Linked DNA regions of Mus musculus: regions 1 and 3 are each linked to region 2. A link is a loop called in an ENCODE intact Hi-C map of the cell type or tissue named here. Cell type or tissue: heart. All regions are shown on one strand.

The links. A loop is a pair of places that touch in the nucleus more often than their neighbours do. Peaks named below come from ENCODE experiments on the same cell type or tissue, not always from the same donor. Only the 100,000 strongest peaks of a DNase experiment are listed, where the experiment ranks them.
Region 1: it touches region 2 in a loop (2.0-fold over the local background); 2 of 42 quality-filtered maps call a loop at or near these places.
Region 3: a loop joins it to region 2, with 2.3 times the contacts of the local background. A loop is called at or near these places in 13 of 42 quality-filtered maps.

The regions. Positions count from the first base shown.
Region 1 is chr5:96,851,518-96,859,517 of GRCm38, reverse strand. No RefSeq gene overlaps it. Among named protein-coding and RNA genes, the nearest start is that of Gm33100, 24 kb to the left of the region's middle. In heart, a CTCF peak has its summit at 4,985 (motif pointing left); a DNase peak (open chromatin) is centred at 5,867; H3K27me3 peaks cover 775 bases.
Region 2 is chr5:96,992,946-97,000,945 of GRCm38, reverse strand. Bmp2k (BMP2 inducible kinase) reads right to left here and starts at 3,257. Exons shown (of 16, transcript NM_080708.1): 1 at 2,850-3,257. The coding sequence starts at 3,018. In heart, a CTCF peak has its summit at 3,440; DNase peaks (open chromatin) are centred at 2,625, 2,995 and 3,415; H3K4me3 peaks cover 3,883 bases; H3K27ac peaks cover 3,825 bases.
Region 3 is chr5:96,905,974-96,913,973 of GRCm38, reverse strand. It overlaps Gm24623 (a small nuclear RNA gene), which reads right to left and starts at 6,342; the gene lies at 6,149-6,342. Gm33370 (predicted gene, 33370) reads left to right here. Exons shown (of 3, transcript NR_168888.1): 2 at 2,847-3,012; 3 at 3,425-3,704. In heart, no CTCF peak of the experiment used is centred here; DNase peaks (open chromatin) are centred at 933, 1,923, 2,253, 4,563 and 1 weaker place; H3K4me3 peaks cover 930 bases; H3K27ac peaks cover 2,600 bases.

The DNA.
Region 1 (8,000 bases), 140 kb after region 2:
ATTGGCTCCTTGGTGGTCTTTGGGTTCTCTGCAACTCGGGCATAACACCACACCTAAATATTAGGGAACCCTACAGAAAAGGAAGTAGAAAGATCATAGGAGCCAGAGGGTTTAAGGATCCCATAAAAACAAGACCCACAGAATCAACTAAGCAGGCTTCATAAGGGCTCATAGAGGCTGAAGAGGCAACCACAGAGCCTACGCAGGTTCTCTGTACTCATGCTGCAGTTGTCTAGGTTGGAGTGTTTGTTCGACTCCTAACAATGGGAGTGGGGGTATCTTGACTCTTTTGCTTGCTCTTGGAACCTTTTTCCTCCAACTGAGTTGCGTTATCCAGCCTTGATATGAGGGTGTGTACCTAGTTTTGTGGCATCTTGTTATGTCATGTTTGGTTGGTATCACTGGGAAGCTTGCTCTTTATGGAGGAGGAGTGGTCTAGGGGAGAGGGGAGATGAGGTTGGGGGCTAAGAGGAGGAGAGGGAGGGGATGCTTAACATGAGAGAATAAAAACAAACAGAAACCTTCCCCCTAATGGAACAATCATGTCACTGGATTCTTCGACCAGGTGTTTTTTGTGGTTTTGCTTGCTTGCTTGTTTGTTTGTTTGTTTGTTTGTTTTTTAACCAGACCCCTTTGAACACAACATTCTGTACACAGAACAGCAATTTCTTGAAACCAGAAAACGTGTGGCTTTATTCATCTTCATAACCCTAGCACATAGTAACATAGCTTCACCCATGGTTACCATGAAGCTTCACCCATGGTCACCATGAAGTAAGTATTGAAGAACTGAAAGGCTGGAGGAGCTTGCTTGGAGTGGTGAGCACGGAAGTCAACGTTTCCCATGAAGAGCTCTGTGAACACCTGCTTCAGGAGGATTTGCAGTGGGTGAGCTCAGTTTCTCTTATGAGGACTTGGCTTTCTAACATAGCACAACACAAAAGAAGTAGGTGTTTCCATATGGCAGATCTGTGAAGGCCATCTGAGGTAGACACTGTAGACCACCTAGACCAGTGTGCCATTGTTCTTTGAAAGTAGTTGCTAATTGAGGCTCATTGTCACCTACTGCCTCACTCTTTGTTCTCTGCTTTCTTCTCCTCCTCACTGGGGCTCATTCCTGCAGGAGGAAGGATTTCAATGTCCTCTTCAGCTCTCTCTCCACCACCACCCAGGTGATCAGTGTCAGCAAACCACACCAGTTGCTTTAGTGCAACCCTAGGGCTAGCAAAGCCACTTGGGACTGTGGCTCTTTTCACCCTCTTAGAGTTGCACCCAGAGAGACTGGAAGGAGGTGCAGACAACCAGTTTTCCTGTGTGCACAGTGTGGTTTGGATGAATTGTTTGGCTGGCTTGGGTTGAAGTCTGGCATTTCCTTTTCAAGCATACTGCAGCTATTGCCCAGACTGCCTCAGACCCACCAGCCACCCAGTAATGGCACAGAGACAATTATTATTTATGATAGCTCAGGCCTTAGCTCAGGCTATTTCCCAACTAGCTTGTATAACTTAATTAACCCATTTATTCGGATCTAAATTCTGCCATGTGGCTCATTAGTTACTTCTCCTTCAGTTCCAGCACCTTCCCGTGTGTGTGTGTGTGTGTGTGTGTGTGTGTGTGTGTGTGTGTGTGTGTGTTTCCAGAATTCCCATCTCTACCCGGAAGTTACAACTTTCCTCTCCTGCTTTGCTATAGGCTGCTCTACCATTTAGTAAACCAGTCAGAAGGCGATGGAGAAGATGTTTACATAACACAGAGATAGGTGATATGTCATAAAAATAACAATATAAAGCCTTCCGGTGTTCAAATCTCTGCCCATACAGAATCAGCACTTGAATAATACAAAGGTAACCTTGACACAGTGCACACAAGATTAGCCCAACACACAGCAGCCATTTAACATTAGTGCTATTGGGTAACTGCCCTTCTTTGAAACTCTCCCTCTTTGACATTGAAAAGGTGATGGAAGAACACGCAGACTGTAGTCTCTAAGCAGGGCTACTCATGGCGGAGAAGATGTCATCAGGAAAGACTTACTTTAACTGGAAGAAACAACAGAGCAGCAAAGTGACTTAAGTACAAAGTCACCAATCTCACTTGGTTCTCAGGGACTAGAGGAGATGTTGAGAGAGTGAGTGGGAGGGTCTGAGTCTACTCACTAACTGGGTAGTTTTGAAAAGAAATTTGGGGGTACTTTCCGTGCTTCATAAAGCAAGGCTTGCAGGAGGGGAATTACCAGGAGGTCAACTTTTATCTTCTCTCAGAATTGCAAACTCAAGAGAACTTCACAGCATCCTACATCCCCCAAATGAATGAGTACAAGCCATTGTAAGTTTTCCAAATGGAGCCAGAGAACAATGGCTAGCACTTATGGAGCACTTTACAGGGTGAAGGCACTGGGTCAAGTGTGCAGCTACACTGACTTACCAGAACCACACAGCTATCTGCAACAATAGAAACCTGTGCTGTCCTGGCTTGAGCGTGAATCTGTTGTCCAGTCCGGTAATCATGAAACTATACGTGTTTGATTCCCTTTATGAAAGAGATATTTCCCCAAAGACGTCCCCCAAAGATTTAGAGATATTTTACTGAGAGACTAAAATAAATTGTATTTATTTTTTTTCTTCAGTTGTTTGCTGAACACTTCCTGCTGATTTACATAGTACTAGGAACTAAACTCCAGGGCTTCTGCTCACCAGACAGCGACTTTACCCACTGAGTCATGTCCCCAGACTACTAAGTAAGGTTTCTGAAACCTCTTGCACATCATGTTCCCCTATCCCACTCATGTCTTTGCCCTCGCGCTCCACCCTTGTAACCTCTTCCCTAAAGAAAATAAAAAATAAAAGTAAAAAATCAAACCAACCAACCAACCAACCAACCAAAAAAACAAAACATCTGTCGTGTGTCACTGTGTGTCACACAGTGTATCCTTCTGTCACACATCTTTACTTGCAAATGTTTATGGCAATGAATCATTAGTCTGGTTTGAGGCTTCTGGCTTCTGTTACACTATCAATACTGGGTCTTCACCCCTCTCAGATATCCTGTTGTTGTCCTGTATCATGGAGATGCTCTAGCTTTGCCTCTGCTGGTCCAGCCCTTTCACATGCTCTAGCAGATCATAGATGGGGTAGATGTTGGGGTAGGACAACTCAAAGCCCTATTTGGTTCTGGATCTGGGCCTGGGAGGTAGATGATTTGGTTAGTCTTCCTAGGCCCATACCATTGGGGCAAGCTCTCCAGTAGTTCCCAGGCTAGCTCACTTAATGCTGCATTCAGCGAGGGGCAGGGTCAAATCTCCTGCTCTCATGTTCTTGGGCCTGGCTCATCTGCACCCCTGCCACCAGAGTCAGCTGTACTGTGCTGCTCTGGCAAGGTGTAGAGCCCACACTCCTTAGTGCTACAATCAGTGAGGGGCAGAGACAGCTCTTCTGCTCTCATAACCTCAGGGCCAAGGCTGGAAAGAGGTAAGGAAGGGGAGAACATCTCCCACAAGGTATAGAGCCAGCCAGCGCTTGCATGCCCAAGGGACATCAACACAGACCCATGATGCCCTAGGACCATGAACCCAGACATGATCCCTAGCAACAACCTGGGCCTGGATGTCCCATGGCCTCAGGTGATGCGCTATTCAGATCAGTACATCATCCCCTTCACCCCCATGCCAGCACACCCTCAGACATCCACATGGTTTTCACCTTTGGTGGTAACTCAGGCCACAGACAATGACACAGACCCTAGCTGCATCATGAATCCAGACATGGCCTTTTGTGGCAGAGACCTGGGCTAAGACCATGTGGAGACCACCATGGCCTCCTCATCTTGCTGCTGTTCAGTCTCCAGTTCCATATTTCTCCATAGTATACAAACCCCTTGGCTTTGCTTTTTCCTCTATCTCACCACCACAAACTCCATCTTCCCATCTCTCCATCACACATTCATTTGTGGTAGTGATGCCCTAGGTAGTTGCTTAGGTATCTTTCTTCTGGCCACCTCAGGTTAGTATGGCAGGGCAAATGATTTTATGTCTTTCTCCACTAATTGAATTTTATTGAGTTAACTTTCTAATACTCTTCATGTCATTAAATATTCATAACTCTTTTGGGTAAGGACTTACTTGTAGCTGAAGTATCAGGTTGCAAAGAGAGGAGTATTTGCCAATTACATACTGATTTACATACACGTTGTTGTAGTTAAGTAGAAAGCCAAGATCTGAGCCCAGACTGATCTGATTCCAAACCCAATGCATTCAAGACAATTCAGATGCAGAAATTGGAGGCTATCAACATGGCATGCAAATGATATGAAAATGGACAGCAGAAAATATACAGAAGTAAATTCTGGATCACATTACCCTAAACATTTCCTTCAAAAGCACGAGTAGGTTCTTTGAGAACCTTCTATCCAGTATCTTCATTTGCCATTTTTGAAGCACCTAATCTCCAGACCAAGTATATTCTTGATCTAGAGTCTCCTGCCTTCTAACGTTCACCATATTACAAGGCCAGGGCTCCTTCCAGATTGCAAAGTTTCTCCTTCACTGTCTTCATGGATTAACCAGTGTTCAGTGAGCTGACTTGCAGATACTCATCAGTGAAGGTGATCCATGACTAAGCTAGTATACACACACTCAGACACATATAGTATATACATATATACATACAAATGTATTATATATATATATATATATATATATGTACACACACGCGCGCGCACGCACACATGCACGCACATACACATACTTCATATAAATGCAGACTTCCCCGAGAATGATGAACAGCAAAGAACTGAGTTACGTAATCTTCATTGAGAAAGTGTTTACAGTCACAACAAGACTCCTGGAATATGACATGCACTCTGCAAAGCATGTTTCCACGTAGTTCCTATCTGGACTAACTACTCTTAAACAAGTAAAATAGATTTTGTTACTTGGACACAAAACCAACCATCTGGCTTTGAAGTTGACCTGCCACCTTGTGGAAATCAGAGGCAATGAAAACCACCCTCCTTGACTAACACTATAATAACATATGATATAAGGTAGCAGAATCGTCTTTCTTTTTGAGGTAAGATCTTGCAACTGTGTGGTAGGTATGAAGATATACTACAGAGAGACAACTTTTCCTTCAAATTATGGAGACAATCATTCCCAAGATGCCAACCAGAAAAGGAGCTTGTCTCTGGAAAAGAGACCCTCACAACTTGTCAGACCATCTTGTAGGACAGATGAGAGCCTAGACAGGGGGTTAGTGGTGGTCACATCTCGACCCTGACTGCGTAGTTATGCCCACCTCTTTCCCTCTATTTAAACCCAGATGCCACATTTATTGATGGGTTTGCACACCACTGAATATCTTTCTTTGTTCTTCTTTCAAATGTTACTGTATTGAATAAATTCTTTTCTGTTTTTCATTATTACCTATTTCCTTAACTGATCTATCGAGGACAAGTGCCCTAACCTAGCTTGTGAGGACTGCCAGGACCGAGGCTCTGTCCCAAACGACCCCAGGATCAATATCACTAGATCAAGAATGTCTAGAACTATTTAAGTAATCATCCTTCAATCTCCAAACTAATAATAATAGCTGCTTTGTATGATTATCTTATGATTAAAGTAAAAATAATATAACTGACATAGAATCACACCTGGACAATATACAGAGTGAGAGAAGTCTGAGCACTTGATGGGGCGTTGTCATCAAGCCTGTCTTGTCAAGAATCTGGGATCTTTGCAGAAGAGGAGGAAGAATGGCTGTAGCTGAGGAATGACTCCAAGGAAACAGGGTCTTCCAGATCTGAGCATCCTGATCCTAAGGTCATGGCTCTGCCTCCATGTTCTATCCGGCTTTTATCCCTCAGGCACATAGCGCTTACATAAGTATCTGCAGTCTCTAGTCCCTTAGGATAACCAGAGGCAGAAGCAGCTTCCAGCTGGTCTAGCCAGCTGTTGTGAGAGTCTCAGAACTCATATGAACTCACAGAGACTGTGGCAGCACATACAACACCTGCACCAGTTCAATCCAGATGTGTCCTGGCACTGATGGGACAAATTGGACAGAGTCCCATCTCTAACCAAGAAGTTATTTACAGTTGATACCTGCTGAGAAACTAAACTCAAGGAACTGCAAGTCAGTTTTCTCCAGTGGAGTCTCACTGTGTATATCAATCATACTATAGAGCAGGACCCATGCCCAGGCACAGTCTCTCTCCCTCTCCTCCCTCTCCCTCTCCCTCTCCCTCTCCCTCTCCCTCTCCCTCTCCCTCTCCCTCTCCCTCTCCCTCTCCCTCTCCCTCTCCCTCTCCCTCTCCCTCTCCCTCTCCCTCTCCCTCTCCCTCTCCCTCTCCCTCTCTTCTTTCTTTCTTCCCTTTTTGCTTCATTTTATTTTGACATTTTCATTTTTCTTTCCTGCATTTTGCTTGCTTTGATTTTCATTTCCATGTTTTTAAATTAATTTTGGAGGGTTTTCGTTTGATTTTGTGTTATGAAAGAGAGAAAGAGAAAGACCATGAAGTTGAGTGCATAGGGAGGTGAGGGAGTTTGGGAAGAACTAAGGGAGGGAAATAATCAAAATATATTGTATGAAAAATTTTAATTAATTTTTATAAGAAACTTAGTAGCTGTAAGTACAAGTGTGAACCCCCAACCATGGCTTAAAATAACATTTATTAAGGGTTATGTTCTACTACTGTACTGAGCATCTTTTCATTTTATCTTCAAAACCTATTTTTATTACTTTTAATTATGCATATGTGTGGGGCAGTATTCACATAAATGCAGGTGCCCTCAAAGGCCAGCTCTTTCTACAATCTCCTGGAGCTGGAATTACAGGTAGTTATGTGTGGGTTCCCAGCTCCCAATTGGCCATTATGTGCTTGAAGTGTCAGGATTCGGACGAGCTGGGGAGCAGAGTCTCAGGTGGTAGTTAGTACAGTGGTTGTTTAACCAGGAGAGTGATAAGTGTGTATTCCCTTTTCTAAATGTGATTTCAGAGCAGCAGCAACCACTTCTTGGCAAATAGTGTGGCTGGTGGCCATCCCTTGGTGGAGGAGTCTTCATTCTGTAACAGTAATTTTAATATACATTATATATTTATATATAATTGTATTAATATTATCTTTATTTTTATTAATGTATGATTATAGAAATATAATATAAATTAATATAAATATATAAATAATATAAATACAAATAGTAAATTAGTATAAATAGTAAATATAAATTAATACAGTGGCTCTTTTTTCTTTATCCTAGCTAATTCCCCAGTAGTGACACAGAGAAACCAAGATTTATTTTCAAGCTTCACTGAAATACCTAGGCAGTCATTGATCCACCTCATTATTCTAAGGTAATCTGGCTACTTCCTGGCCAAAATCCCTGTAATAATTTCATGTAGGGCCTTTCATGCTCCAGCTAAAATCACCTCTCCTCCCTCCTTGTGGCTCAATCTGTCTTACTCTTCTCTCTCCCTCCCTCCTTCCCTCCCTCCCTCCCTCCCTCCCTCCCTCCCTCCCTCCTCTGGCTGGTGGGAGTTCCACCATATTCTATCTTCTGCCCAGCCACTGGGTAATCGCTTTTATTGACACGAATAAATGATAAACATTGTTTATACAAACTTGACATAGGAGATTCTTGACTTAAGTATTACAATGCCATGCCCAGATTGAAACAAGGGGACAGAGAAATCAGTATTTGAATAATACAAGGATAACTTTTACCCAGTGCACAGAAACATCGTGCCTACATCATTCATATCAGGAAGCTGAGCCAGAGTTGTTAATTTGGGGAACTGAAAATGTGAAATGTTGACAATCTTTGGGATGTACAGGGATAGAGAAGAAAACAATCTCTAATACCAATGGCCAATAGTAGAGTATTGGCCAGGATTGCAGAGACAAGGGAAAGACCCCTCCATGGGGATCCCCAAGTCTGCATAGTCATGTTGATGGCCCAAAGGTCTTGTAATAGCTCCCATCTCATAGAACTCTTTTTAATTGCAAAG
Region 2 (8,000 bases):
GTGCAAGAGACGTTCTGGTTTTCCTACAAAGAAAACCTGTGAGATAATCTTCATTTTGGCCTCAGCTAGAGATATGATATACTAAAGAAATCACTAACACGACACTAAACAAGGTGTCTTTAAACACAAAGGATAGGCACACATATAAATCAGCCGACCAGGATGCTGCGAAGCAAGGCTCTGTGGTACCTAACCCTGCCATTTCCCCTGGAAGCAGTGACTCAGTATTTGCTAAGCCAGTGTTCATTCCAACTTGTAGAACACAGTCAATTACAGAGTAAGACAGAGAGTGGTATATTGAAAAGACAAGCAGTCACGCTGAATGCCACGCCTCTTCACACACACTTGCCTCAAATGACAAGCAAGTCTGTCAATTATTGATTAATCATATTTATATGTGGACCAGACTTGTGCCTAGCATCTCACCTAGCCTGCAGAATGTTGAAAATTAAAGTGAATAGTCTTTCAGTTGTGTGCTCTAGAAAGGGAAGCCCAGCTCATCGGAAAGAAGCCTAGGGCCCTGCCTTCTAGAGTTAAACCTGACCCAGGAGCCAACGTGTAAACACAGGAAATTCCATCTTTCATAAAAGTTCCTTCAACCTTTGCTTCCACCTACCACCTGATCACTCATTAAAGCCAAGTAAGTACCTATTTTCATGGGTTTTTTTTTTCTTTGTTTTTGAGACATGGTCTCTCTTTGTAGCCCTGCTGTCTTAGAACTTATTATGCAGCCCAGGCTGGCCTTGAACCCACAGAGATCCACTTGCCTGGTATTAAAAGAGAACACCACCACGCCCAGCAATTAATGAAATAAATTTTAATGAGGCAGAAACCAAAAGGTAAAGTGCTTGCCAAGCAATTATCAGGACCTAAATTCAGATCCCATCCCCAATTTCCATGTAAAAGCTGAGCACTGTGGCCTTCTTCTGGGGGCCCCCAATGCTAGCAGAAAAAGAGAACAGGTGGATCACTGGAGCTCACTGACTAGCCAACCTCGCCAGCCTAGCCAGCCTAGCTCTGAGTGCAATCAATGTCTTAGAAACTAAGGTGGAAAGCAAGTGAGGAAGACAACGTTGTTCTGCACACAAGTGTACACAGGCATACACATGCATGCACCCACAGGCATACACACACACAGGATACACACCACGAATACCAAACAGAAACACTTAAAGCAAAAGTCAGTGGAAGCCGTGCATGTTGATAACAACCTGCGTACGAGCCCAGCACTAGAAGGCTGAAGCAGGAGGATGGAAAAGTCAAGGCTTGCCTAGTAACTTTAGCAGAACTGTCTCAAGTCTGGTGTGACGGGCCTACCTTCATGTGTGTGTCCTCTTGCACATGCACGCGTACACACACACACACACACACACACACACACACTGAACACTCTAACAGTGATATCAATGCTCCGTTACTGAGTAACAGAGTGAGGGCTATAAGATTTACAGTCTACTGATGAAATGTTAGTACTTTTCTTAATACTAAGAGACCTGAAACTCAGTGAGAAGGGCTAACACCATTCAAGCTACACTTCAGTGTACTACTGAACAACTGACAGTATACTCGTGAGTTGACAGCCACCGATGCTAACACCTACCCAACTTAGTTCACACTTGAAATTCCTCTTGAATCAATAGCTAGCAAAGTTTGCAATAGAACAAACCTATCAAAACCACTCAGAAACCCTTCTCAAAATCTGGCAATCTCGTCCCTCCACTTCACCAATGTTCAGAAGGGGGGGGCGGTGCTGTTAATGTGAACAATGGCCTACAAAATCAAGACACACACTCCTGATAATGTAAGTCTGCTTTTCCTTTATTTTATAGACAGAAGCCCTCAGCTCTTTCTTGTGCTGGTTCCTTTTGTTCATGGAATTTCAAAACTACAAATGGGAGCTGCCTTGTTTTTCAAACACAGAATATCAAGACGGCTCCCTACAGTCTCTGGTTTTCTTATTCTTATTTTTAAGTCACTCACATACATACAAGAGATTATTTCTCAGGGACTTTTTCAACATATTTCTTAATATTCCACATTCAAAACTTCAGAGGTCAAGGCATGCAATAAGAAATCAGAAAGTATTTTCTACAAACCAATTACACCAGAGATACAAAACTAAAGTCAAGAAATATTTTTAACACGGAGTAAACTTTGTTTTCCCTAGCTATGCTTTTACACGCTGTCATAACCTCCTTCAGACAATAAAAGAGCCACCAAAACCTCACATGGAAAAGTTAAACTGTTCCACTTTGCCTGTTAAAGTACTAACAAAATGACACAGAGAGGACAAAAAACGGGACCTTGTGTGAAGATTCTAAACAACGAAGATAAACGTGCTTCAAGTTTACTCCCACACGCCACCCCTAAGCAGCCACTGAACTTGGAAGACCGTGCCAACACACACACACATACACAGAGAGAGAGAGAGAGAGAGACATATTATCTGTATACATATAGCCATATACAGTGGTTTGGGAGTCCTGTTTTGTTTTGGTTTTTAGCAGAAACAAACCCCAGCGGAGTCCACCGCCCTGGAAGTCCGGGAGGCTCGGACCCGAAAGCAACGCAGGACACCGGCCAGACAGTGTCCCAGCACTGCTCCATCTGACCCCCTAATGAGTCACGGGTCCAATCATGACACCACATCACTTACTGGGACGTCTTCTATTTCTTTCCTCGCGCCAGGAAGAACAGAGAAAGATTTCAAACTCCTAAGCAGGCAATCGTGCCCGCACCGGAGCTGCCAGCGGCTTCACACCGGAGCCACTGTCCAGCCGCCGCCGGGCCGGCCCCGCAGCCGCCGCCACACCCCGGCCTCCCTCACCTGCCTCCCGCCGCGCCCGTACCTTCGGCCAGCGACTCCTCCAGGGTGACCTGGTAGCGGCCGACGGCGAACACCCGGACCCCCATGGACGAGCTTGCGAAGCCGCCGCCGAGCCCGCCGCCCGCGGCCCCGCCAGCCGCCGCCCCGCCGCCGCTGCCCTCCGACTTGGGCATCCGAGAGAACTTCTTCATGGTCCCGCCGGCGCGCTGGAGGGCACCAGGAGGGCACTAGGGCGCGCGAGGGCGAGAGCCCAGACCCGCGCGTCGCACAGCGGAGCGCCGGGCGCGGCCGACCGTCTTCGAGGGGTCGCCGCCCTTCGCGCGCGCGAGCGTCGGTGCGCAGCGGCTCGCCGCGCCTCACATTCCGCGCGTCCCGAGCGCGCAGCCCTGGCCGCCCGCTGCAGCTGCCCGGCGCCCGCAGAGCCAGCGGGGAGGGCGGGGCCGGGGCGGGGCCGGGGCGGAGCCTGGCGCGCGGGGCGCGAGCTGCCCGGGAAGAGGGAGGGGCCGGCCGAGGGGGGCGTGGCGCTAGGCCCGGCGGCCTGCGTGCCCTGGAGACCGCAGCTCGGCCCGGCCCGGCTCACACCGATGCCGCCCGCCCCTTGCGGCTGTTGGGGGGCGCGGCGCCGGTGCCAACCGCTTGCAGAGCCGGGCGCCGAGCCCCGCGCGCAAGCGCGCTGTCCCCGCCGCCGGAAGTGACGGTTCCGGCCCGTGTCACGTGGAGGAGGAACGGGCACATCGACGTGGGGGCTGGGGCTAGGGGTGAAGTCCGGGGTCCGGGTTATCAAGGAGGTGGAACCCACGCGGATCGGTGGGGCTACTCGGGTTGGAATTGTGTGTGCCGCTCTGGAGTCCTTAAATGCCGCCAGCAGCGTGACCCACTCTCGGAAGCTGCCGGCTTCGAGTCTCAGCCAGTTTTCCAGACTCTATCCCGAGAGGATCGGTTTTCCAGGGCTCCCCGGAGCGTGGGCGGAGGAGCAGCGCGAAGCTCGCAGGTTCCCACGGGGCGACTTGCGAAGCCCAGGTGTCCTCGCACTGTACCGGATGTTTGCTCTCAGAAGCGTTCTGCGGTTTAAGAATTACTTGGGAGAGCTTTAAAAGCTCTGTGTGTACAATGTCGGAGCCGTGCGATTGTGTTCAGAAAAAGATATTAAGATTTTTAAATATCATTAATCGCCATTGGCTGGAGAAGACGTAACCCTGTCGCCCAAGGTCACACAGCTGGCTTGTGGCCTGGAGCATCAAAAGTCTTAGTTACTCGCTTTCAGCCATTCTGAAAAAGTAGGTTAGGGTCAGATCCTTAGTCCAGGCCGGCAGACTTAGGACTGTTTGGAAACAGAGGCAGCACCAATCTCTGACCCCACCCGAACAAAAGATTCGCCCGTTGGAAAAAGAACTCCCGATTGCCTCACTTTTCATAAACTGCAAGAGTCTCATGCCAGTGGGAAGGGCACAGGAATTCGGGCAGAGGGCATGTGGGAGTGGAAAGGATGGCAAAATGGAGAAAATGTGCAAAGAGAAGGATTTTCGCTCCAGCCCACTTCCTGGACATGGAGTCACATACAGCCTGAGCTGGCCTGGACCTCATTAGCTACCAGAGATAGCCTTAAACTTGTGATCTTCCTGTCTCTGCCATTGTGCCCCCTAGTACTGGGATTATGAGCAAGCCTCGCCATCAGGCCTAGCTTGGCCTCTATAGAAAATAGGTTCGGTAGCCCGAGGCTAATTCTAGCTGAAGCAAGAGAACCACGAATCGGAGGCCAGCCTGGAATGCATGCCAAGATCTTTTAATTTAAAATAATAATAACGGTGCTTGAAGTTCCCAATTTCTTAAGCTAAAAAATGTAAATTTTTCTCTCTACCCATAGTGTAATATTTCTCCAATTTTCTCAAATATCAGCCTAATGATGTTTTCTCCGCCGCTGTTTTCTTTGTCTTTTTAATGAGGTACGGGCAGAGACATTAGGAAATATGCTTATTCAAAAGACAGCTTATAACCCTCTGTTCACTCTTCTCTCTGCTGTTTGAAGAGAAGCTGTTTGTCCGACACACACAGGGCTCCAGATTCAGGCATTTCTGCCACATAACCCACTAAACTGACATTCTTCATCCAAAGGCCTGACATTTAAAGTACATTCCAGCTCAGTGGAAGTCGGATTACATGTCAGATGATTGATGTGTTGTGGCACTTGGGAGTTTCCATTTAGAAATGAGCTGGCCATCTTCCTTACTGTGAGGAGTCTTAGGAGTCGCCTTTCTCCAACAGTTAGTTGTGGTTTTTTTCAAGCAGAATAGTGGAGAAATCTAGTCATTTTGTGCGATTCAAAACTGGATTGGCTTAACAAGCAGTTTGGGCCTCACACAACTTAACCTCATCAGAACACGAGAATAAAAAACCCATAACCATAAGGCCACCATTGCTTTGGTAAAGAAAAGCACTTCCTTGAACCCACAGATCCTGACTGGGGATTTTGAAAGTTAATGTTTAGGACCCTACTGAAAACAAGTCACCACCAAGGCATCCATTGAGTTTCGAGGAAATGTGCATGCAAGCCTGAAAACCCGAGGTCAGTCTCTGGGACACATGGCACAACCTCAGCTCCTGTAAGCTGTCATCTGACTACACACACACACATATATACTCCTAATTCATAACTGTTTGAAACTATTCTTTAATTAAAGGGTGGTGAGGCCCTGGAAATGGCTCAGCAGGTCAAGGCATTTACAGCACAGGCCTGGTGATGTAAAAATTTACATAATACTAAAACATCTGAGAAAAAGGTTTTAAGATACTGAGCTGTTCACAACGGCACATTTAACATGAAACACATTTCTGCAATAGAACTTCAGCTACATCCTGACCTGTTTACCACTCTACTAGGCCGAATGAATATGGAGAACAGGGCCTAAAAATGAGACATGCTAAAGTCTCATGTTAATAGCCAACTTTATTCAGAGCATCAGACAATTTATATCCTGAGGGTTAAGCAGAGTCACATGAGTAATGTGTACAATTACAAACCCAAGCCACACATGGTGAAAACATGTTTTTCCATAGGAGCATGTGAATAGCAACAGTCAAAGTAAACTACCTGCTGCACCTGGAGGGCCACAGAAATACACTCCGAACATTTCTCTGTTTTAAAGAAGAGTCTGTGACTCTTCTCTTCTTGGTGTTTTCTCACACTCAGAATTCTCTCATGACTCTAGTGTCCTGACACTGTTATGTTTTTTTCTGAAGGTTTTTTTAACTATTGCTTTATGTATATAGATATTTTGCCTACATGTATATCTATGTAGTATGTACATGCCTAGTGCCCTCAGAGGCCAAGAGAGGACATTGGACCCTTTTGAGCTGGAATTACACACAGTTGTGAGCAGTCAGGTGTGTACTGAGGACTGAACCCTGTTCCTCTAGAGTACTCTTAAGAAGTGAGCCATCTCTTCTGTCCACTGACCATGCTTTTAAGAGCAATTTTAAGTAGTCAACAACTTTACCATCTGGATGTATTCCTTGGTCTCCACATGCCTGACTGGGAAGGGTTCTGCCACCAAGTATATAGTACCTTTTACTTACTCTGATGGCAGGTATACATACCATCCTTTCTAAGGAGGTAAGTAGAATTTTAACCCCACAACATGGTTGCTCTGGCTGGAATACAGACACAACCTTAGTACACACTTTTAATCCCAAACAATGAAGGTAAACTTAGTTAATAGAAGGAAGCACCATGTTTGATAGTGACATCTACTTGAGTGTCAGAGAAAGTGACAAATTAGAGAAAGATTTGACAGAATAGGATACGCCCAACAAGAAGAGAGAAGAAAAGAAAGCTATGTAAGAGAGCACAGAGAGAGAGAGAGAAACAGGAAAAAGGCAGTTCGACCAGGACAATTGCAGAGAGAGAGAACAAGATAGACACAGGTGAAGGAGCCAAAAAATGAGAAGGAGCAAGATTAGAACATGTCACCAAAGTTAGTATGAAGCTAAGCAGAGCAATTCTGTCAGAGGCCAAGAGAGAAGCCAGTTTGGATGAGTCATCTCGGAAAGCAGTTTGCTCCAGAGCAGCTGAGTTGAACCAGCCAGTCCGAGCTCAGAAAGAACTAGAAAGGATGAGCTTATGCACCGGCAAGTCTCTGAATGAAAACATTCTAGGCATAAATGAGATTGTACAGAGGCTAGAAGCTTCCAGGACCAGACCTAAGTTCGCAGACAGTAAGAGGCATTAAGCCTCTGAGACAACAAATACCACTGGAGAGCAAAAGCTACATTTACAGAGGCATGTGTTCTAGACTGGAATTGCAGCCACATCCTGCCCTTTTCCTAAGAAGTGTAGCTTCCCTCCTGTGGCCGAGGCAGTGCAATGGTCATGTATCATGTATCAGAGCTATTCTAAAGTGAGTTGTGTTCATTAGCCCAGCAAGTCTTCATGACAACCTATTTTACAACCCTTAGTAGGCATGAACCATTTGTTAGGCAATATGCAAACATATACATTGAGAACCCTATTGTATGGCAAGAGTCACAGGCGGCCACAAGTGTATCCTGGTATCTAGAAAGTTGGTATCATATTCAAGACCAGTAGGTTGAATACTCAACACTGATTTACAAAAAAAAATCAAATTAAATAAATAAATAAATAAATGGACCAGGTTTGGGGGAGGGGAGGAAGAAGCCTCAGGCTAGTACTTGTCTGCATATGTTACTTCCTTGTCCTGAAAGAGAGTATCACTTATCGACCCTAATTTTCAGCAATTTCACTCCAGCGACCCCTGAATCACTTTCACTTCTCATGAAGCTGTTTCAGGGCCCAGTGTTCAGTCAGGCTTAACGTTTTTTTTTTGTTTTGTTTTCGGTCATCTGAGTAGGTTGCAGCCTAGAACTGCAAGGCCGCCTCCGCCGTGGGCACTTTCCTGAGCTCTGTCATTTTCCAGTCGCAGGTTTGAATGCACTGAGCCCTCACTGGTACTTCACACTGTACTCCTCAGACTTCTGGAACAGCTCTTGCCACCTGATGATAAGGCTTCTCTCACATGCCTGCCTCCATCCAGTGTGCCTACTGTTAAGAATTTTATTAAGGGAAGGGCCTGACCCACATTGTTTTCTTAAATCCCAGTGGCAAGCAGCATATCTGACATATAGTGCTCACTGAATAAATAAATGACTTGGCCAAAAG
Region 3 (8,000 bases), 87 kb after region 2:
GATCCTAACTCCCACCCAGATAGAGAGTGGGACATTTGGGCAATAGGAACCTGGCATAGGACAGAGCCCAGCTGCACAGCAGGACTCTGCCTGACCCTGATTTCCTCTGAGTTTTTTCAGCGGCAAGAAGTTTTATTCATTTCCTCTGTGCTCAAATTAGCTTTTGATTATTTTGTCCACACAAAAATGCCAGAGACAGCCCAGATTGTACTCATTAAGGGCTATCATGTCTCCTGTCAGTTGTTTACAAGAAGGGCTCTGCTTGGCCTCAGCTACTTTTAGGTGAAGTCATTTTAGGAAAAGTCAAGAGGCACAGAAGCAGAGCTTTAAAAAGTTTCAATATAAATCTTCTGTAAAAGGAAAGAGTAGAAAAGACCAAAGTATAGGTTGGATTACAAGCTTCATGTTGGCTCTGTGGGCATGAGTGGTGTGTGTGTGTGTGTGTGTGTGTGTGTGTGTGTGTGTGTGGAGTCCAGAGGTTGACACTGGGTATCTTTCAATCACCAATTCCTCTTCACTTTATTTTAAAGGCAGGGCTGTCTAGGAAGAGAAGCCCCAGGATCCTTCTGCCTCAGCCTCCCCAACCACACCCAGGAATTACAGGTTTATGCTCTGCTTCCCTGCTTTTCACTTGGGTGCTGGGGAGGGAGACTTAGGTCTTCACGCTTGCATTGGAGGCACTTTACTGACAGCCTCGTAGCCAGACCTTTAACGGTCACTCTTGAATGGTGGACCTCCAGTAAGCATCCCAGGGAGCCTAAATAGTGATGCTGCAGAGCCAATAAAAGTCTTTATGAGGAGAAAACCAAAGCAGGACAAGAGCTGGAAGTTAGGCTTGTGGCTGACAGGGCACAAGAAACCCTGTTAGGTAAGAGGAACCTTCTTATTTGATGAAAACAAGCGGCCAAGGGAAAGTCTCTGCATGGTGGGAAGGCAACTGATTTGCTGGGTTTTAGTGTTTGGCTGTGAGTTCTGAGCAACAGAAATAGGAAGGAAGCAGCTCTGTACTGCATCTGGCCTCTTAGGAAACCTCGAGATGGGGCACAGGATAAGCCCCGTCTTCTCCTGCCTCGTGTTCTTCTCATGGAATCTTGAGATGCACTGGCTTTTTCTTAAAAGAAAGTTTCCAGCACCCAGTAGTGAAAAATGACCACCACCCAATTAGAAGGTTCTGGGTGCCAGGGACCTATCTGATCTCTTTCCTGAGCACCTGGAGCACAAAAGTTGCTCAGGGGAAGAAAGGTTCAAAGAACAAACACTTGTGGGGCCCTAATCATTGAGAGTAGACAGAGAAATATCTGGGAGATTTTTTTTGTATTATTCATATGAATAATGATAACAGAGAAGAAGGACAAGAAGGGGAGAGACCAGAGAGATCAAGACACACAGAGAGAAGTAGGAAGAGATGGAAGAGGGAAAGGAGGTAGGAGAGAAGGAGGAAGAGAAAGGGGAGAGACAGGAGGACAGAGAGGAGGGGGAGGAGCGGGAGGAGGGGAAGGAGGGAGAAGACAGAGATCATTCCTCATCTGTTACGACAACTGAGTTATTTTTGTTCATATCTATTTTGTATTTGTGACTTCCTGCAGAAAAGATGTCAGATGATTATGATGAAATAGCCCTGTGCTCTATGTGGTTGGTATACGTGCACCAGCGTGTGTGTGTGTGTGTGTGTGTGTGTGTGTGTGTGTGTGTGTGTGGTGTGTGTGTGTGTGTGTGTGTGTGTGTGTGGTGTGTGTGGTGTGTGTGTGTGTGTGTGTGTGTTTAATTCTTCAGTTCTGCTGAAGTGACTTCCCTGCTTCTCCTGATTCAGCAGTGAGCACTGAGAATTATAAGAAGCAGGATTAGCTCACAAACAAAACAGCCCATCCCTGCCTAATAACATAGCTTAGTGATAATGAGGGCAAGGCACTCTGGGAAGGCCACTCCCCTTCAGAAGTCTTAGGACATCTAAATTGGGAGTTGGTGATCTTGTAAACAAATTCAAATTACCTTCCAGCAAAACCCCAAACTACTTGTTGGAGATGGGTTTTGGCTAGAAGATGTGAATCCAGATCAAAATCAAAAGCCACATAAGTACTAAAATAGCCAAAACAGAGACGCAGTCATTACAGGAAACTCACGAGGCTTCAAAGGAGGTTTAAAGAAGGAAGAGCTGCAGCCAGAAGAGCTGGTGGCGTTGCCCGTCTGTACTGGAAATGTCGACATCCTCTGGAGAGGAAGAGGAAGGAGTTAGCGGTGCCAGACAAGCAGCTGGACAATGACAAGACAGGAAACCGGGCTGCTGATGACAGTGAACTACAAACCGGGAGGAGGGAAGCATCAAAGCTACGGGGCCGCTGAAGACTGTGGGCAGGGACAAAGTGAAAGCCGTGAGGGGCTCAGAACCAGCCACAGGCCACATACGCATGGTCTAGCGGGTAGCCAAGTCTCCATTTATTTCTGTTGAAATACCATGAAAGGTCCTTTGTCCTGTTGCAATCATCCCAGGAATATTCTATTGTATTTTGCACAGGTTCAAACATTGCCTTGAAGGGCAGCCATTCAAATGTGAGAGAACACTGTTGTAGATGTCTCAATATAGTTCTGGTTAACGTTTATAGGTAACACTTAGTATATTTGTTCCCAGTACTTTATGGAAAAATATAATTTAATCCCAAGGTTAAAGGGCCAAAACAGAACAGGTGTAAGAAATGAATTCAGTGATTGTTCTCCAGAGCTCATGCTCTAAGCCCCCCCCCCCTCCATCTTGCCTAAGAAGCCCCGTAGAGTAGAGAGATGATGGATCTATGGTATTGTCCTGAACAAACTTTCAGCTCACTTCTATTTACATCTGCTCCACTTGCCAGAATTCTCTTGCCAACCTTTGCAGCGAGAGATAGTAGCTAAATGCTCAGAATTAAAGAGCAACCCCCAAAACCTGGAAAAGAGTCTAAGTGAACAAAGCCTGCCTGGAATGGAAGAGCTCTGAGTGAAGAGAGTCAGCACAGAGAAGCAAACAGAGGACCCTGTAAGGTACAGTTCTACTAGTCTTCTCAGAATCTCAGAAGTGGAATCCTTTGACCATATGAGGGGGTGGCCGTAAGCTATTATTTAAGACCATAGCAATATTGGAGGGAACTACCTTACCAATAATCAAATGTAAGTATTACTGCTATTATTAATTAACAACTTGATGTAGTTAAGTGATGCAGCAAGGCTTTAGCTACTTTGTGGATTATTCTTTCTTCCACCCTTCTCCATCTGTTTTCTGTCCTTTTAACCCCCTAACACTAGATAGGAGAAAAAAAAGGATAGAAAGGAAAAGGGGGTGTTATCATTAATAGGTGGGACTGTTCCTGCTAACAGGGGTCTTGAGTTTCTGGGAGCAAGTTTGATCTTTGCTGTCAAGATATGTGATTTCTTCTTGTTTCTTCTTTTTGCACAGGACTACTTATCAAACTGTAATCAACAACAACCATTAACAACCAACAACCAACCAACCAACCAACCAACCAACCAACAATCAACAACTCCACCTCTCAGGGCCCTTTTTTATATATTCCCTGAAAACTTTCCAGAATTCCAAACACCACACAATCGCATAAAACTGTCTTCAAGTGTCAGAATCATGCCCCCACCAGAGCTCAAGGAAAATCAGTCAGCTGCTTCGTACACGCTGAAGCAGCCCCATGTCCCACACCTGGGAATAAAATGAAAGCACGTTCTTTTCTCTGTGTGTGTGTGTGTGTGTGTGTGTGTATGTGTGTGTATTTTAAGAAACCAAAATTCTTACCACAAAATGATATCTGAGTTTGCTTTCTATTGCTGTGATAAATATCATGGGGGAAAAAAAAAAACCCAAAACAAAAAACCACCAACACCACCAAAACGTGGGGAAGAGAGTTTATTTAGCTTACTTTTCCAGGGCATAGTCCATCTTTGAGAGTTATGGGGCAGTGAACTGTGCACAGACAGCTTGTCCCAGTTGAGCACAGGCCTTGAACTCTGGAGACCTGGTGGGTGGTGACTTTTGCCTTCATGGGACCATAGGAGTTCAGCCATGCCTCTGGGGCCCCTGGATCCAGTCGCTGCTACTGCCTCCCCTACCCCTCAGAGGTCTGTGGCCATCAGTCACATAGAAGCAGCACCAAGCCCTCCCACATGCTAATAAGATTTCCCCAAAGCTCTCAGACCAAACCAATGAGAAGTACCTGTTGTCAGACCTTTACCCACCCCAAAACTGTATACAAGAATCCTATCTGGAAGGATTAAAGGGATGCAGAGAACTACTCTGTTGTCTAAGCCTTCTGTCCTAAGAGCTGTAACACTTCGAAGAGGTCTGCTCTTCCCAAACACCCGAAACACCACCTGAAGCTCTGCTGCACTCCTCAGTGGCTAGTCGGGCCCCTCATTGGCCCAGCCCGACCCAACTCAGAGCAGGGTGGCATTGAGTAAAGGAGAGTAACCTGGAAGGCGCAGCAGAGACAGAGGTGGAGCCAACTGCAGCAGTGGAAGCAAAGGGAACTTCTGCTCCCTGCTGACACTCACTTCCCTTCACTGGAGCTCTCACATCTGACCAGGCCAGAGATCTCCATGGAAAGCCTCTGATACACAGGCCCTCAGGGAGTAGGGGAAGGAATCTGGAGGCATGAATTGAAGCGGGGACCATGGAGAAACCCTGCTTACTGGCTTGCTCTACGTGGCTACTCAGTCAATTTCTCATACAAGTCAGGACCACTTGCTAGGGAGGCCGTGCCTGGATGTCCTGGAGCCTCTCACACCAATGATTAATCAAGAAAAGGCCCCACAGACTTCCCTACAGGTGAATGTGATACAGGCATTTTCTCATTTGAGGCTCCCTCCTTCCAGATGACTCTGTTTCAAGTTGAACAAAAACAAAACTAACCAACCAGCCAACCAACCAAAAACAAACAAAATTACCCATCACAAGTGATTTGTTTAAGGTCATATATTTCAAATTTCTCTAAGTCTTATTTTACCCAAGAATAATACTGTTGTCTGGGAGGGTTCAGTTCATTTTGAATTGAACATAAGTTTGTGTCATTTAGATGTAGGCTCTTTTCTTCTTCTTCTTCTTCTTCTTCTTCTTCTTCTTCTTCTTCTTCTTCTTCTTCTTCTTCTTCTTCTTCTTCTTCTTCTTCTTCTTCTTCTTCTTCTCCTCCTCCTCCTCCTCCTCCTCCTCCTCCTCCTCCTCCTCCTTCTTCTCCTTCTCCTTCTCCTTCTCCTTCTCCTTCTCCTTCTCCTTCTCCTTCTCCTTCTCCTTCTCCTTCTCCTTCTCCTTCTCCTTCTCCTTCTTCTTCTTCTTCTTCTTCTTCTTCTTCTTCTTCTTATCTGGAGGTCACATGCAGAACCTTTCATGTGGAAGGCAAGTGCTCTACCACCGAGCTAGCATTGCATCCGGATGTGGTTTTTGGATTTTGTTTTAAAGAATTAAAACTTCAAAGATTAGATTTCTTATTTGACTGCCACCTCAGGCTTGTGTAATCCAGAGGACATGTGTCTCCAACATCCAGGTCCCATTTGGATGGCCTGTCATTAGGCCACTGCTCAGCCATGTCCCATGGGGATGGCTACTCAGAGTGACTTAGGATCTGAAGATACAGCATTCCAAATGCATAGAAAGGCTGACAAGCATCCATGGATATGAGCTACTTAAAGTACCAAAGAGTTCACTCAGTGCATACAGCCACATAAAGCACGTGGTGTGGCCACAGTGGAAGGACATTTTTATTTTTTGAGGAAAATCCAGGAATGTTTTAATAGTTTTACCCTATTGTTCATGTCAAAATGCCTTCTAAAGCCAGACTGAGGGCCGAGTAGCTGTCAGCTTTTCCCATGTGAAACCAAGAGGTCTAGATAGCTACAACTGGCTTTGAGTTAGACTATATACTGTTACACTATACAATAATGTCATATTATATTTTAGAGAATAAAAGGATAGAAATACTTAAAATATTAGATGAAAACTCACCCAATATATCACTTTTCATTAAATCAGATACTATTATATACTATAATAATGGTAATATTTTTATTTTTCAGTGCTTGGAGTTGAACTCAGGGCCTACCCCATGCTTACCAAGTACCCTACCACTTAGCCACACTCCAGCTCATACAAGTCTATTTACATAGTATATATCCCTCTGAGGGAGGATGCACTGTTATTGAAGATACTGCAATACTAGGTCAATTCATGGTATAGACAGAGCAAGTTACTATTCTACCTCCTATTCCCAAAAATCCATTTAATGCATTATCCTTTGATAAAGGACATATCAGATATTTAACTGGCAAGAACAGATAGCATTTTTTTTTCTCTTAGGCAAATTACAGAGACGTGACTCCAACCGCAAGCTCCTCTTTTTGTTTGTTTGTTTGCGTGGTTTTTTTGTTTTGGTTTTTTTTTGTTTTTTGTTTTTTTGATAGAATCTCTCTATGTAGCCCTGCCTGTTCTGGAACTTGCTATGCAGACCAGACTGGCAAGGAGCTCACAGACATCCTCCTGCCTCCACCTCCCAAAGGCTGAGATTAATGCATGCACCACCACACCTGGCTTTACAAGACTCTTAAAAATCAAGGGAACTACTGAAATACTCAAAAGAATAATAAAGTGACTTTTCTTGAGGACATTCTGCCCATTAGTTCTGGTCTTTATTTCCATGGATGTTTTGGATGGAAGGAATTCATGGCTGACCTCACATCCATTCCCTTCTGATCTCTCACAGAACCCCAGCTTTCAGCCGGGCAGTGTCAAGATGTGCTGATGTAATGAGCGGGGTGTGACCTGGTCCCCACAGGACATGGCAGAAGTGGCCCATACTGGATTGTCTCTCCCCGGGCTCTTCTATCCGAGAAAACAAGCAAACCCCAACTTCTTGCTTCTGACACTAAAGCCTTGTAGCTCATCTTTCCTTTAAGGGGCAGCATAACTCAGTCCCAGCTCTTCCCACCCGCAGAACCGTGAGGGATCGCAGAGCCCAAACACCTAAGACAACTGGAAATCAGAACCTTAGCTTGAAGCAACAGGCTTGGTTGTTATCTTTCAGTTTTCTCAAAAACTCCAAAGACAGTTGTTTCATCTTCTATTTTTAGCTTTGGGACATTTGGTTTCACTAAAACAGACAAGGAAAAAAAACTGACCCTAGATTCTGTCTGTCTGTTTCTTTGTCTATCTATACGTCCCCCCCTTCTCTCTAACACACACACACACACACACACACACACACACACACACACAGCCCCCTTCTCTAAGTATTATTCAACAATAGCTTGTTTCCTTTTGGTCAGAATATTTATTTTTCACATATTCATATTCTACTTTGAGTTCATAATGTTTACCTCATATGATTCTCAGGATACATTCATGAAGTAAGCAAGAAGAATATGAAATATTTCCATTTCTACTACGTAGAAACTGTTTTCATCCTCATTACAACTTTGAGGTATACGGACTATTATCATCCCTAATATATGTAAATGAGCATCCTGGAATGCCCACATCATCTGGCCCAAGGTCTTGAGTAGAAGCTGGCTTTCAATGCAACCTTGTGGGCTGGGTGGCTGGGTGCCAGGGCAGGTAAGCAAATAAGAAAAATGGAAGTTAAAGGAGGTATCAGAGTCACGACATTGGAATTAAAATTAGGGATTGCTCGTTCCTATTTCAAATCTTTTCCCATTACACCACCTTGCCTCTCCCTAGAACTTCATTCTCCAACTTGCTGAGTTGTCTGTGTGGGTGTGTTGTTGGTGAAAAGCCCTTTTCAGAGGGTCAGCCACAGTGAACTTCAGCTGATGTCCTAGCCCAGGACTGCACACATTACAAAAAGGATTGCTTTCGCTGGCAGTTCTCCCAACCCTGACACCCCGGCGGCGCTGTGCCGACAGCCATTGTCTTTGACAAGCGACTGTGCTGGCAGCGTAGGATCCCCCCAGTCTTTCACACAGCTAGGCTGGCCAGTACCCAGCTCAGTCCTTCCCTTTGCTTCACACACTCACGGTAG